Linked DNA regions of Homo sapiens: region 1 is linked to region 2. The links are chromatin contacts, found by Hi-C or POLR2A ChIA-PET in ENCODE. All regions are on one chromosome and are shown on one strand. Each heading gives the region's core, a stretch centred on a gene start or an enhancer-like site at or near the end of the contact. The rest is flanking DNA. Distances are from core to core; before and after follow the strand shown.

Region 1 (7,164 bases), core at 1,671-4,170, 48 kb before region 2:
CTCCTACCAGACACCACCCAAAGAGGCAATTGCCATTTCCGAAGATGTCAAGATGAAGCACCATCAAAAATCAGGGATATTCATACTGTAGTTTCCCACTCAAATGAACCAGACAGAGCTCCCTGGAGAAATGGCTTTTCTCTGGTCTAAGCTCCTTGGAGAAATGGCTCTTCTCAGGTCTGGGACAAGAAATGATCAAGCTGAGCCCAGGCATCTTGCCATACTGGAGAGCGAGGAAGCTGTCAGAGATCACTGGGGCTATATAAAAATGTCAAAACAGCCAGCCCGAAGTGGCTGTTTTTGGCCAAAAACTAGTTCAGTGTGAGCAAGAAAATGATAATGCTTGCAATAGATTGCAATAGGTTGGTATGTTAAAAATCTATGAGTTCATGATGCAGAAAAAAACCAGTCATCTTTGGAAATGTCTAGGAAAACAAGCCATTATTCTGAAAACTAGTAAACAAAGGAAAAGAATCAAGCATTTATTGCACCTTTCCTGTATAAACACAATTATTTCAAAGTAAGAAAATAGTTGGTGATTTCTAGCCAATAAATGCTGAAAAATGCATTTCCCTTTGGCCACAGTCCCTGAGAAGCAGTCCCTCTTCTACCATCATGGCTCTCACCTGCTTCCTGGAATACTGTCCTCTTCCCATGCACCTTCAGGCCAAAGGATGCTGTATTAGTTTGCTAGAGCTGCCATAACAAAGTACCACAAACTAGCATTATAGAATTAAGAAGACTGAGATCAAGATGTCATCCGGGCTGGGTGCAGGGGCTCATGCCTGCAGTTCCAGCTACTTGGGAGGTTGAGGCAGGAGAATGGCTTGAGTGCAGGAGCTCAAGGCTGCAGTGAGCTATGATTGTACCATTGCACTCCAGTCTGGCCATGAGTGAGACCCTGTCTAAAAAAAAAAAAAAAAAAAAAAATTGTGGGAGGGAGCTGGCAGGTTGGTTCCTTCTGACAGCTGTGAGGGTGAATGTGTCCCATGCCACTCTCCTAGTGGCTTCCTGACAATCTTTTGTGTTCCTTGGCATACCAGACGCACCACCCTGATCTCTGCCTTTGTGTTCGCATGGCAGTATCCCTGTGTATGTGTATCTCTATGTATCCAAATTTTCCTTTTTTATAAGGACATCAGTCATATTGGATTAGTATCCACCCTATGATCTCATTTTAAAGTGATTACCTCTGTAAAAAGGATCTATCTCCAAATAAAGTCACATTCCAAGATATTGGGGCTTAGGACTCCAATATGTCTTTTTTGGGAGGACACAATTCAACCCATAAAGATGCTAACAGCATCCACTATTGCTAGTCCACTGGTGCTCCACCATTTCTTGCAGATTCTTAGGTTTTCCCACATATCTATACATAGTCCCTTCATTAAAATCCCTTAGGTAAAATTCTTTTAGTATTCCAGGTTTTCTCTGGGACTTTGATACATGCATTTTGAGAGCTATTTAATAAATGTCGTTGATAGGACTTAGTGATGGGTTGCATGGATGGTAAGTGAAGTGAGGGGAAGGGAGGTATCAAGTGTAATTTCCAGGTGTCTGTCTTGTGTCATTAGTGCAAGTAGTGCCTTTCACTGAGATCAGGCATGCAGAGAAGAACTGGATTGGGGAATGCAAAGGAGATAATGAGTTTTTGTCAGAACATATAAAGAATATATAGGTCAGGCATGATGGCTCACACCTATAATCCCAACACTTTGGGAGGCCAAGACAGGAGAATTGCTTGAGGCCAGGAGTCAGAGACCAGCCTGGGCAACATAGGGAGACTTTGTCTCTACAAAAAATTTTGAAAGGAAGACATTAGCTGGGCATGGTGGCATGAGCATCTAGTCCCAGCTACTCAGAAAGCTCAGGTGGGAGAACTGCTTGAACCCAGGAGGTCAAAGTAACAGTGAGCTACAATCATGACACTGCACTCTGGCCTGGGAAACAGAGTGAGACTGTGTCTCAAAGCAAATCAAAACAACAACAAAAAAGAATATACAATCATCCTTCGATATACATGAGGGATTCTTTTCAGGACCATTGCTACATTCTCAAGTCCCACAGTTGACCCCGCAGAACCCACATATAGGAAAAGTCAGCCCACTGTATACACAGGTTGCACATCCCTTGAATACTGTATTTTCAATCTGCAGTTGATGGAAAAAAATATAAGTGGACCTGCACAATTCAAACCCGTGTTGTTCAAGGAACAACTGTATAAGCCACACATGCACCAAAAAAAAAAAAATCTGTGCATTATAGTATTTATATACTCTAGACAGAGTCAGACAGCATGAATTTAAATCCTGGGGCTGCCAATTACTAGTTGAGCCACTTAGGACAAACGACTTAGATTTTCATTCCTTATTGTGTTCATTTTCATGTATAAAATGAACATTATAATACCTGCCTCATAGTGTTGCTGCGAGGCTTGATGGGCTGAACCACACAAAGCACTCAGCAAAGTGTCTGGAATTTACTACAGGAACAATAAATATTAGCTGTAGCCAAGATTACTTTTACATACCTACTTTCCATCTGGAGAAAATATCACCAACAATAAAGGTTTTGAAACTAGCTACCTAAATATGGTCTAATTCCTGTTTTCCACTGTAAATTTAAAATTCTTGTCAGTACAGTGCAGGATGGAAATAAGGTTGCTGGCAGGCTTGTACTTCTAAGACTTTCTCTTTTCTATTTGGTTTTGAACTCAGTAAGCCTATTTAAAACAGTTTCTAACCTTGATGCTGGAAATCAGTTGGAGATGTGGATAGATTTCAAAGCAATGTAGACATTTTGGGATGTCAAGGGGCTCTGGAAAATAATGTAGTCTGACCTCGAATTTTTGATGATGAAATTAAGACCCAAGAGGTTAAATGACTCATTTGAGGCCACACAAGCACAGGAAGAGCTGGGACTAAAATCCAGCCTCATGACACATACACTGGCCATTTCTTCTTCAGCATGACAGATTCTAGCATGACAGTGCAAAAAAATATTTATTGCACAGAATTTCAAATGTATATAATGAACTGAATCCCTCTGTAAAGATAAATACAAGATAGAATTAGGAATGAGAGACCGAAGCAAGAGTTCAAAAAATTAGTGTTGTTATAAATTTACTAAAATGATTTCTCAAAAAAAAGATGAATTATGATTTAACTAACATTTTAGACTTTTTAAAATGTATGTTTTTAGCAAGGAGTCTGACTACTTCACACATGGGAGTAGAATTTTCTTATATCCATGAACTATGAGCTGCCACTTTTTGAGTTTTCTTTTGAACACTTGACTTTTTTTTTCCTCTGCAACAGTCATTTACTTAATGCTGTACTCAAAATTATACATCCCAAAGAGATTCTATTTTGAAGACATCTGACTCAATGAACCAATGGAATGTTGAGGAGATGTTTATATGCCTTTTATAATTAACCCCATTTTTGTGGTTTGAGTTAAAAAGATTTAAACATCACACCTGGACAAATTATGTTGCAGTACTTGCATATAATTGTGTGAAACTAAATCAGTTTTCCGCTTAGCTAGAGGGAAAGACAGATATATGGTTTACTTTTCCATGTCATCTTTTCTGATGTAGGAAAGAGGAGACATAGGAAAAAGATAAACTGCAGGGCAAAATTGGAGGAAAAATTAAAATAACACTTCCCGATATTGAGAGAAAGGGATATAAATTTTTGTACTGAGAAAAGAAAGTATGCTTGGTAGATGTAACATTCAAGAGAAAAGCCAATCTAATAGAACTGGATTATGTTAAAAGGATTCTATTATCTCAAAGACTTGGTATCCATAGCAACTGAAACATTGCTATACTTACTCTTTCCATCCACCACGAGGGAAATAAACAGCCAAAGAGCTAGCTATTTCCTGATACCATTATATCACAGCTAATAAATTACCATCTGCAATGTCTTCACAAACCCTACTGTTGTTTTACTTTTAAAGCAGAACCAAAAAAAAAAAAAAAAGATGAAGAAATAAGAGAATGTAACCAAAACACAAAAATGAACAACCAGCCCACAAGGGAGGGTTGCAACAGTGCATCCAAGGAAGGAAGGAGAGAGTTACTCTCTGAACTTCCCTCAAGGCTGGCTGATGTCTAAGATAGAGAAGCAGTTTCCTGGGCTGCTGCCAAGCTACAAGTCACATACAAAGTCCATGTAGACTTTGTTGCTCTGAAAGGGAGTCCAGATCTAAGTGGGCCAACCTCAGACCCAGGCCCAGATATATACTAAACAGGATGCCCAATCAGTTGCAAATGTGTGCTGTGTGTGTATGTATGTGAGTGGTATTACTAAATCATAACTTTTTCTTTATTCATAAAAAAATGTGCCATATATGTACCAATCACTGTGTAAGGTTCTGAGGATGTTAGATGTGAATGAGACACTCTTAGCTGACAAAAGAGTTCATATCTTGCATAGAATCTAGATGCATCAAGTTTCCAATTGACAGACCTAAAGGTCCATCAACATCACCTATGACAGGCGCATCATTATATGATACCTTTAGGACCCAGTACAGACCCAGTACAGTTTCTTGTAAACAACTGACACATAATAAATGTTGATTACATGTAAGATTTCAAGGGAATTATAAAGATGAAGTTAACACACAACATCGAAAGTGTCTGTAGCAAGGAGGTCTTCAAAACACAGAGCCTTAAATTGTAGTTGAATGAAATGAATGTAATTTTAAAATTGATATAAACATAATTAAAGTTGTCAGAAATAATAAGTAGTAAATCTGGCATTTGAATCCATACAGTCTGGCTCTGGAGATTTTCGTGCTTAACCACTACATTTCTCCTCCTCTTAGAGAGCAAAGCCGAATGGGAAGGGGGACAGATGTTAAATTCTTTCTATAGCTACAGTGATTTTTTTTTAAGGAAAACCAATCCAAAAGTACAAACTGTAAATCTTTAGAAGCCAAACATACAGTTTGAACTGCATCTATTCATTCATTCATTTATTCAACAAATATTCATTGTGCTTCTCTGGACCAGTGCTCCTCTGGGTACCAGGGTTGGCACAGATAAAAACACAGTAAGCCAATATTCTCATGGTCTATTTTCTCCATAAAACTAGCCACTTTCAAACACACATTACAATCTATTTATTTATTATGTTTATTGATTGTTGTCTGTTTTCCCTTAACAGAATGCATCTTCCATGAGGATATACAATTTTGTGTTTTGGTCTCTAAGGTACCCCAAGCACATAGAACAGTGCTTGGAGCACTTCAGGGTTTTGATAAACATTTGTTGAATAAATGAATCATGGAGCTTACTTTTTATTGGAGGACAACATAAGTTTTTAAAATGAAATAATATCCAGGAATATATGCAGGGTAAAATCATAAATTTTCTATGCCTTCTTTCTCTAAATACAACAGTGATAATTCTTAATTACCACTGGACCTTACAAGGACACTATAAGTTTTAAGCAGGATGTGCAAATGCTTTGGAACCCTGGGAAGACTGTGGACACTTAAATAAATATAAGAAAGCTTTATAATCTCTGTTTCTGAATTTCTTCTATTTCAATATATTAAGGAGGTAAATCTGCATGTATATTTATCATTTTCAGTGTGACTTCAGCATTTCAATAAAGGTCACAGGTAACCCAGTGATGAAGCATCCTTCCCTCACTGCCTCTGAAAAGCCCACACTGGCCAATATTTTCCTAGGTTTTAGTACCGCATTATTTTACATATTTTATTCATCTGTTTCTCTTCCCTTTCTCATCAACCCTTTCATTTATGTTTAAACAACTCTATTTAGATATAACTCACAAACCATACAATTCACTCATTTAAAGTCTACACTTCAATGGTTTTTAGTATATTCACAGATATGTGCGACCTTCACCACAGTCAATTTTATGACATTTTTATCACATCAACAAGAAACTCCAAATGGTTACAGTCTCTAGATACCACCCTCATATCCACCCATTCCCTCTTCAGCCTTAAGCAAACACTAATCCAATTTCTGTTTCCATAGATTTCTGTATTCTGGGCTTTCATATGAATGGAATCAACTGACGTGGTCTTTTGTAAGTGGCTTCTTTCACTTGGCATGTTTTCAAGGTTTATCCAAATTATAGCAGGTGTTAGTACTCCATTGTATTGGCTGAAATAATATTCCATTGTATGAATATACCACATTTTGTTTATTCATTTACTGATAGACATTTGAGTTATTTCCACCTCTGGGCTATTATGAATAATGCTGCTATGCACATTTGTGTTTAAGTTTTTGCATGGACATATGTTTTCTTTTCTCTTATATACCTAGGATTAGAATTGCTGGGGCATATGGTAACTCTATGTTTAATTATGTCAGGAACTGCCAGACTGTTTTCCACAGCAGTGGAACCATGTTACATTCCCACTGGTGGTATATGAGGGTTCCAATTTCTCTACATCTTCAGCAACATTTGTTGTCATTATTTAACTTTTTTATTCTAGCCATCCCAGTCAGTGTGAAGTAATATCTCGTTCTGGTTTTAATTTGCATTTCCCTGATGACTAACGATGTAAATCATCTTTTCATGTGCTTACTGGCCATCTGAATATGGTTCTAGAGAAAAGTCTATTAAGACCCTTTGCCCATTTTCTAATCGGGTTATTTTACTTTTACATTGAGTCATAAAGGTTCTTTACATTCTAGATACAGATTCCTTATCAGATGTATGATTTGCAAATATTTTCTCCCATTCTGTGAGTTGTCTTTCACTTTCCTGACAGTGTCCTGCAATGCATAAAATTTTTTAATTTTGATAAAGTCCAATTAATTTATTTTTTCTTTTGTTGTCCTTGGTTTTGGTGCCATATATAAGAATGCTATGTCAAATTCAAGGTCATGAAGATATACTATGTTTTCTTCTAACGATTTTATCATTTTAGCTCTTATATCTAGGTCTTTGATCTATTTTGAGCTGTTTTTTTTTTTATGGCGTTAGGTGAGAGTCCGACTCTATTCCTTCATCTGCAGTTATCCAGTTGTACCAGCACTATTTGTTGAGAAGATTCTTATCTTCCCATTGAAAGGTCATGGCACCCTTGTCATAAATCAGTTGACCATAAGTGTATGCATCTATTTCTGGACTCTCCATTCTATTCTATTGGTCCATATATCTATTG
Region 2 (6,359 bases), core at 470-2,969:
GGAGCTGGGGCTGCATAAGAGTCACAGAAGTTGTCTGTGGGGTGTACAGTGTCTATGGGAATGGAAATGAGGCTGAGTCATCCCAGACAGGCCTTCTGGGCTCCAACCAAGCCCAAGGATAAAGAGAAAAAGATTGCCAGTTACAATGTCTATAAAGTTTGGCCACTAATGCCAGCAAAGAAAAGAGCAATGAGGTAGACTAGGGATATCACCTCAGAGAACAGAACAGGCAGAAAATACCACACGTAAAACCCTCCTCCTCCCTTCTGGCATCAGGATGCTAAGTCACATCCTTCTCTTCATGTATCTGGATGCCATTGTAGGGAAAGCTGCATTCTTGTTGCTGCAAACAACCCACTCTGCTCATACTAGTGTAAAACAATAGTCATGAGGAGAGAAAAATATACTTTTTTCAGGGGAGAAAAGAGTATGGTGTATTGGGGTCCCCAATACCACCTCAGGTTTGATGATCTAGGAGGACTCACAGCTGTGGGTGTATATGCACACACACCTATATACAGACGCTCCTCAATTTGCAATGCAGTTACATCTCAATAAACCCATCTAAGTAAAAAATAAACTCATAAGGTGAAATGCATTTAATACCAATAAATGCATCATAAAGTCAAAAAATTGTAAGTTGAACCATCGTAAGTCAGGGACCACCTGTATAGTTGTACTCATGGTTTTGATTTATTACATAAAAATGATACAAAGCAAAATCAGCAAAGGCTATGGGCTGACATCCACAGGAAACCAGGTGCAAATTTCCAAGAGTCCTCTCCCAGTGGAGTCACACAGGATGAGTGTAAATCCCCCAACAGTGAGTTGTGCCATGCTGTCTGCTGGGAAAGCTAATTGCAGACTCAGTGCCCAGAGTTTTTACTGGGAGCTGGGTCATGTAGGCAGCCTCTGCCTAGCATGTCCCAAAATTTCAGACTCCCAGAAGGAAACAGGTGTTCAGCATAAAACATATTGTTTGCACAAACATTTTAGCCACAGTGGGTCATTCTAATCAGGGAATTCTTATCCTGAAAGCCAAGTTTCTAGATGCCAATCAAGGACCAACATTGTGAGCAGGCTTTGAAAGGATAGTAGTCTCAGTTCTGCTATGTTAGCTCTTCTCTGCACACACAGGATGGGAGAGGATCTCTGAGAAAGTGAGCGTTTTCTTCAGGAGGGATTAAACACTTTCTATAGAAAGCAGAACTATTTAAATTATGGCATCAGACTAAGCTTTAAATGGATTGAAGAACTTATGTTTTCCCACTGGTGGTGGGCTCCAGAAGAAGGTCAAATATCAGTTAGATAAATTTCCTCTGCATACGTGAGTTGCAGACAGTTATGTTTTCCACACCCTAACATAATAGGTAAATCTCTCTTCAACATGTATTTAGTGGGAATGGGAAGAAAGTGTGTATTGAAACAGATTTGTGAATTACTATATGTTACTGTTGGCTAGGTCACTATTCGGTGCTACACACACAGAGTTGTGACAGAGTTTACTTAAGGAAGGACAAGCATTGCAAGCTTTTTCTGAGCCCTTCAGGTAGATGAGTGTAACCAGAAGAATTTGTCTGATGTGTGGAATGAGTGGGCATTAGTGCACAAAGGCTTATGCAGAATGAAAGAGTCATTTCACAGGAAGAACATAAAGGACTTACACAGCTAACTGAGGACAAAGAACCAAAGATGATTCATAGCTTCAAGCCTGGAAGGCCAGGAGAGTTATAATAACACTGAAAAGAATTAGAAAGACATGGGGGTGGGGATGATTTGTTTTAGGGGGGAAATGATGAGTCACATTTTAGACATTTTTAATTTAAGATGACATCAGTAAAAAATGTTTATTTGGAAGGTAGTGCTGTGGGACAGATGGCCTAGAGAGAAGTCAGTGCCCTATGCACAGCAGTGATCACTGGCAGGGAAAAAATAGCTATAAAGAACATTATTGGGACCATGGATGATATTTAACATGGACTGTGGATTGTATAATTGCACTGTATCAATTTTCCTGAAATTGAAAACTGTACCACAGACACTCATCCTTATTTTTAGGAGATACACATTGAACTATTTAGGAGCAAAAGGGCATGATGTCTTCAGCCTACCTTCATATGGTAAACAGCTATCAACTCTGCAAAGAATATATGGAAGCTCCTTGTGCCATTTTTGAAACTTTCCTGTAAGTTCGAAATTATACAACAATTAAAATTACCCCCTGCCCAATGTTGATTGGTATACAGCCATGGCAATTGATGAATTCTCTGAGATTGTGTAAAATGAGAGGTGCAGGGATCTGGGGCACAAATGTTGGGGAAGCCCATGATTGGGTCCATAAAGAAGCCATGAAGGACAGACAAGGAGAGGTTAGGAGAGAGTGTTGCAATGTCATAGGCTCTGAAGAGGGAGGGAGGCTGAAGAATGTGGTGGTAATCAACAATTGCTAAGCTCCAAAGAAGCCTAACCCAGAGTAGCATCTGACAAAACACAACAATGTCAATTAACCTCTAGCCACCCTTGAGGGTGCATTTTCAGTGAAGGGTTGGGGGAGTCCCATAAAACATGCTGGTAGAAGGAGGAAAAGAAAGAGCACCAGAGAAAGGAATACTGAGGGCAAAATAGGCCCTGCCAAAACAGGAAGCACTGGAGTTGCAACAAAAGAATCACCATAGGGGAAAACTGGCTTTCAGAAGATTGGTTAAGAAAGCATTCTTCTTTCTTTTCTTCTTGTTCTCTTCCTTCTCTTTCTTCTTCCTCAGATCATGGCAAGGCAGGTTAGGATGTTAAAGGAGGGTCCTCCTAGTGAGTGGTTCCCCCAACCCACCTTCCCTCATGGTTTTACCACTTACATCAGTAAAATGCATTAATGTATCTTTAAACAATGGGGTCTCCTGGTATCCACTCCACCTCCACCCCCATTGCCCCTTGTATGCTCTATCCTTACTCTAAGCACCATTATCTCCTGCACCTTTTTTCGGTAAAATGATAATGCTACTTCTTAGTCAACTGTATAGCCAGTCCTTAGCTGATTTTTTTCAATCTTCTGGTAGGCTATTCCTTGGTTCTACTCATTCATATAGGATTTCATCCTTTTTCTTTAGGACCTTTCATTTCTGATAGTTTTATTTTTCAAGGTCATTTTCAGTTTTAGGACTGCCTTCTGGAACGTAGTAACTCTGCCTAATTTAATATTACAGGATAATTTGGAAGCATAGTCTCAATTCCTTCATCCAGATCATCCATAAAAATGCATAATGGTTTATGTTTCCTGGCCAAATTAGTCAGTGCAAACTAACCTTGCGTCCACCATTAAAGATAGCTATTAGCCACCTGGCATTAGCACAGCAAAAACCATTCTTCCCCAGTATGCCTATAAGGATGCTCATTTTGAGTGTTCCATTTACTTTTAAAATGATATTTGAGTTAGTAAGCTTATTTATGTGAATGTCACATTGGATGGAATGAAAATAGATATAAAAGTAAATTGTTGTGATATTTTGTTTCATTATTTCCAGCATACATCATGTATAAAAGTCTTTACCAATTACATGCACTTGACTGAAGACTTGCCTTCCTCTAATAAGGTAGTTAAGCACACATGCAGAATGGTGGGAGGAAAAGAAGAATTACCCCACAGTCAAACCTACCTTATCTGCCCTGGGGACCAATGGGGGATGGGTATCTCAGGTGGATTCCCTCGTTCATTTACTTCACTAAATTTAAAATATTTTATTTCTTTTATTTTTTCAAAATTTTTTTTTCAGAGACAGAGTCTTGATGTGTCACCCAACCTGGAGTGCAGTGGTGCAATCATAGCTCACTGCAGGTTTGAACTCTTGGCCTCAAGCCATTTTCCCATCTCAAGCCTCCCAAAGCATTGGGATGACAGGTGTGAGCCACCGCACCTGGCCAAGTTTTATTTCTATTGGATATTTTTTCCTCCAATGATTGTGTCACAAACATAAGAATAATTGGCAAATGTAGCTAAACAAATATGTAACTAGTGGGATATATTCTTATGTATTTAAGAAGTATTTACTACTCCTATTTATTTGATAAAGTTTTAGGAGGGAGAAGCATTTGTAACAAATACAGATATTAACAGAGCATGAGACTCTTAGCTACAGGGAAATAGCCATGGGAAGTACAAAGAAATTTAGGCTGTGGATAGAAATATAAATATCTCTACCACTAATGAATCCAGTCAACATAGTAAGGTTTCACTACAAAAAATATGAAGATCTATGTAAATGAACACTTCACAAATAAATTGACTTTTAAAGATTAATATCACACAAATTTTTGTTATGGCCAGCATCAAAAACTAAGCAATACACAATTAAACATTAGCTGTTGATATATTTGTTTGTTTCTAATGCACAAAATTGATTGGTTCTATCACTTCAATCATATAAAACACAAATACGATTTTTCTTATTCTTCAGTCTATATTATGTGAGGACATTTACCTTTGCCACTGTTTTATAATGGAATGACTTAATGGACTGTATATCAATTTGAGGCCTAGGCTTCTCAATCTTTAAAACTTTATTTCTCCTTACAAAAGTTTTATATGTTCACTGTAGAAACTGAAGATAATCAAAAAGAAGAAAATAAAATATCTCATAATTCCAAGTTCTCTGAAGCAGAACTTAGCTTCATGGCCTAACTTAGAAACAAATGTTAGACCAGGCCAGGCGCAGCAGCTCACGCCTGTAATCCCAGCACTTTCAGAGGCTGAGGCAGGAGGATCACTTGAGCCTGGGAGGTAGAGATTGCAGTGAGCCGAGATCATTCCACTGCACTCCAGTCTGAGTGACAGAGCAAGACTCTGTCTCAAAAAAGTTAATAAATAACTTCAGAGGCAACATAAGGCAAAAGTTAAGTTTCTGGAGAAATAGGGTATCTCTCTACTAAAAGAATACAACTCTAAAAAACAATCCGTTTCCTGAGAATTAAGACCCCACAATTTCTCTACTGTTGGTGATACACAAGATGAGCAGGAAGTTAAAATAATTAATTTATAATTAAGTATAATTAACATTTAATTTTCAACTAAGTTTGAATTAAATGTCTACCAAGGTCTTTAATCCGAAAGGATACTTGGTCATAAATAAATTACTATTTCAATGGGAAAAGATCATTGAGACAGAATCAAATCAAATCAAATAGTAGAATCTGAGAGCCAGAGAGCTTGGAAAGATCACTGTGTCTGTATCAGTCAAAGATCTCCAGAGAAACAGAACCAATAGAATACACACACACACACACACACACACACAGAGAGAGAGAGAGAGAGAGAGAGAGAGAGAGAGACTGATTTTAAGGAATTGGCTCACATGATTGTGGAGGCCAGCAAGTAACTCAGGAAGGATTTCTATGTTACAATCTTGAGACTGAATTCCTTTTTTTCCAGAAAACCTTAGTTTTTTGCACTTAAGGCTATAAACTGATTCAATGAGCCCCACTTACATTATTTGGAATAATCTTTACTAAAAGTTAACTGATTGTAAATGTTAATCACATTTACAAAAGACCTCCACAACAACATCTAGAGAAGTATTTGACTAAACTACAGGGCAAATAACCTAGTTAAGTTAACACAGAAAATTAACCATCACACTGTCTAACCCTAGTCTTTTTTTTTTTTTCTTTTTTTTTGAGATAGAGTCTCACTCTGTCACCCAGGTTGGAATGCAGTGGTGCAATCTAGGCTCACTGCCACCAGGCCCAACTAATCTTTTGTATGTTTAGTAGAGATGGTGTTTCACCATGTTGACCAGGCTGGCCTGGAACTCCTAAGCTCAAATGAACTGCCCACCTCAGCCTTCCAAAGTACTGGGAATACAGGTGTGATCCACTGTGTCTGTCCATCTAACTCTAGTCTTAAAGTGAGATCAAGGCCTACAAAGGTTGGAGTATATAAGTTTTGAGTCGTGTTTTGCAAAGTAGCTACAAATATGGCACTTGGAATCAGACCCAAGTTCACTTTGAACACTTACATGGTGTGTTATTACTCATACTTAAACTCTCTGGGACACAGATTCCTCAGTATGTAATTCCAATAGGTTGATATTCTGGGGCAGTTGTGAGGATTAAGTGAGCTAATACATGTAAGATAACTAAGCCAGTGCCTGGAACATGGTAGACAATAAGTGTTACTTCATTCCTCTCTTCCTCCCTTTATTTCTTCTGTCCTCCCTCCTTTCCTTGTTTCCTTGCTTCCTTGCTTCATTCCTTCCTTCCTTCTACTCATCTACCAGCAACTGTATATTTTATTCAATAAGGCAAATTCTATTGTCTCCCAATCAACTCGGTAGTCCATGGAAGTTCTATGGAGTTATATGAGCAAAAAC

The links. Hi-C counts contacts between places; a loop is a spot of excess contacts on that map. ChIA-PET counts read pairs that join two places held with the same protein, here RNA polymerase II (POLR2A). Pooled maps may share reads with other maps.
Region 1: a loop to region 2 is called in a map of endothelial cell of umbilical vein, with 4 times the contacts of the local background. The contact joins two enhancer-like sites. A Hi-C loop is called at or near these places in 2 of 168 maps with a recorded cell type or tissue (GM12878 and endothelial cell of umbilical vein) and 1 of 50 pooled maps. POLR2A ChIA-PET finds 5 or more read pairs at or near these places in 1 of 52 experiments (OCI-LY7).

Annotation. Positions count from the first base shown.
Region 1 is chr9:69,942,712-69,949,875 of GRCh38, reverse strand. No RefSeq gene overlaps it. Among named protein-coding and RNA genes, the nearest start is that of MAMDC2, 98 kb to the left of the region's middle. Within about 2 kb of position 2,920, at least 5 of the 41 ENCODE cell types and tissues checked have a DNase peak (open chromatin) inside an H3K27ac peak, as active enhancers do; they include endothelial cell of umbilical vein, where a contact is called at or near this core.
Region 2 is chr9:69,894,296-69,900,654 of GRCh38, reverse strand. The region is part of intron 5 of CFAP95 (cilia and flagella associated protein 95); the gene reads right to left. Among named protein-coding and RNA genes, the nearest start is that of CFAP95, 77 kb to the right of the region's middle. Within about 2 kb of position 1,719, at least 4 of the 41 ENCODE cell types and tissues checked have a DNase peak (open chromatin) inside an H3K27ac peak, as active enhancers do; they include endothelial cell of umbilical vein, where a contact is called at or near this core.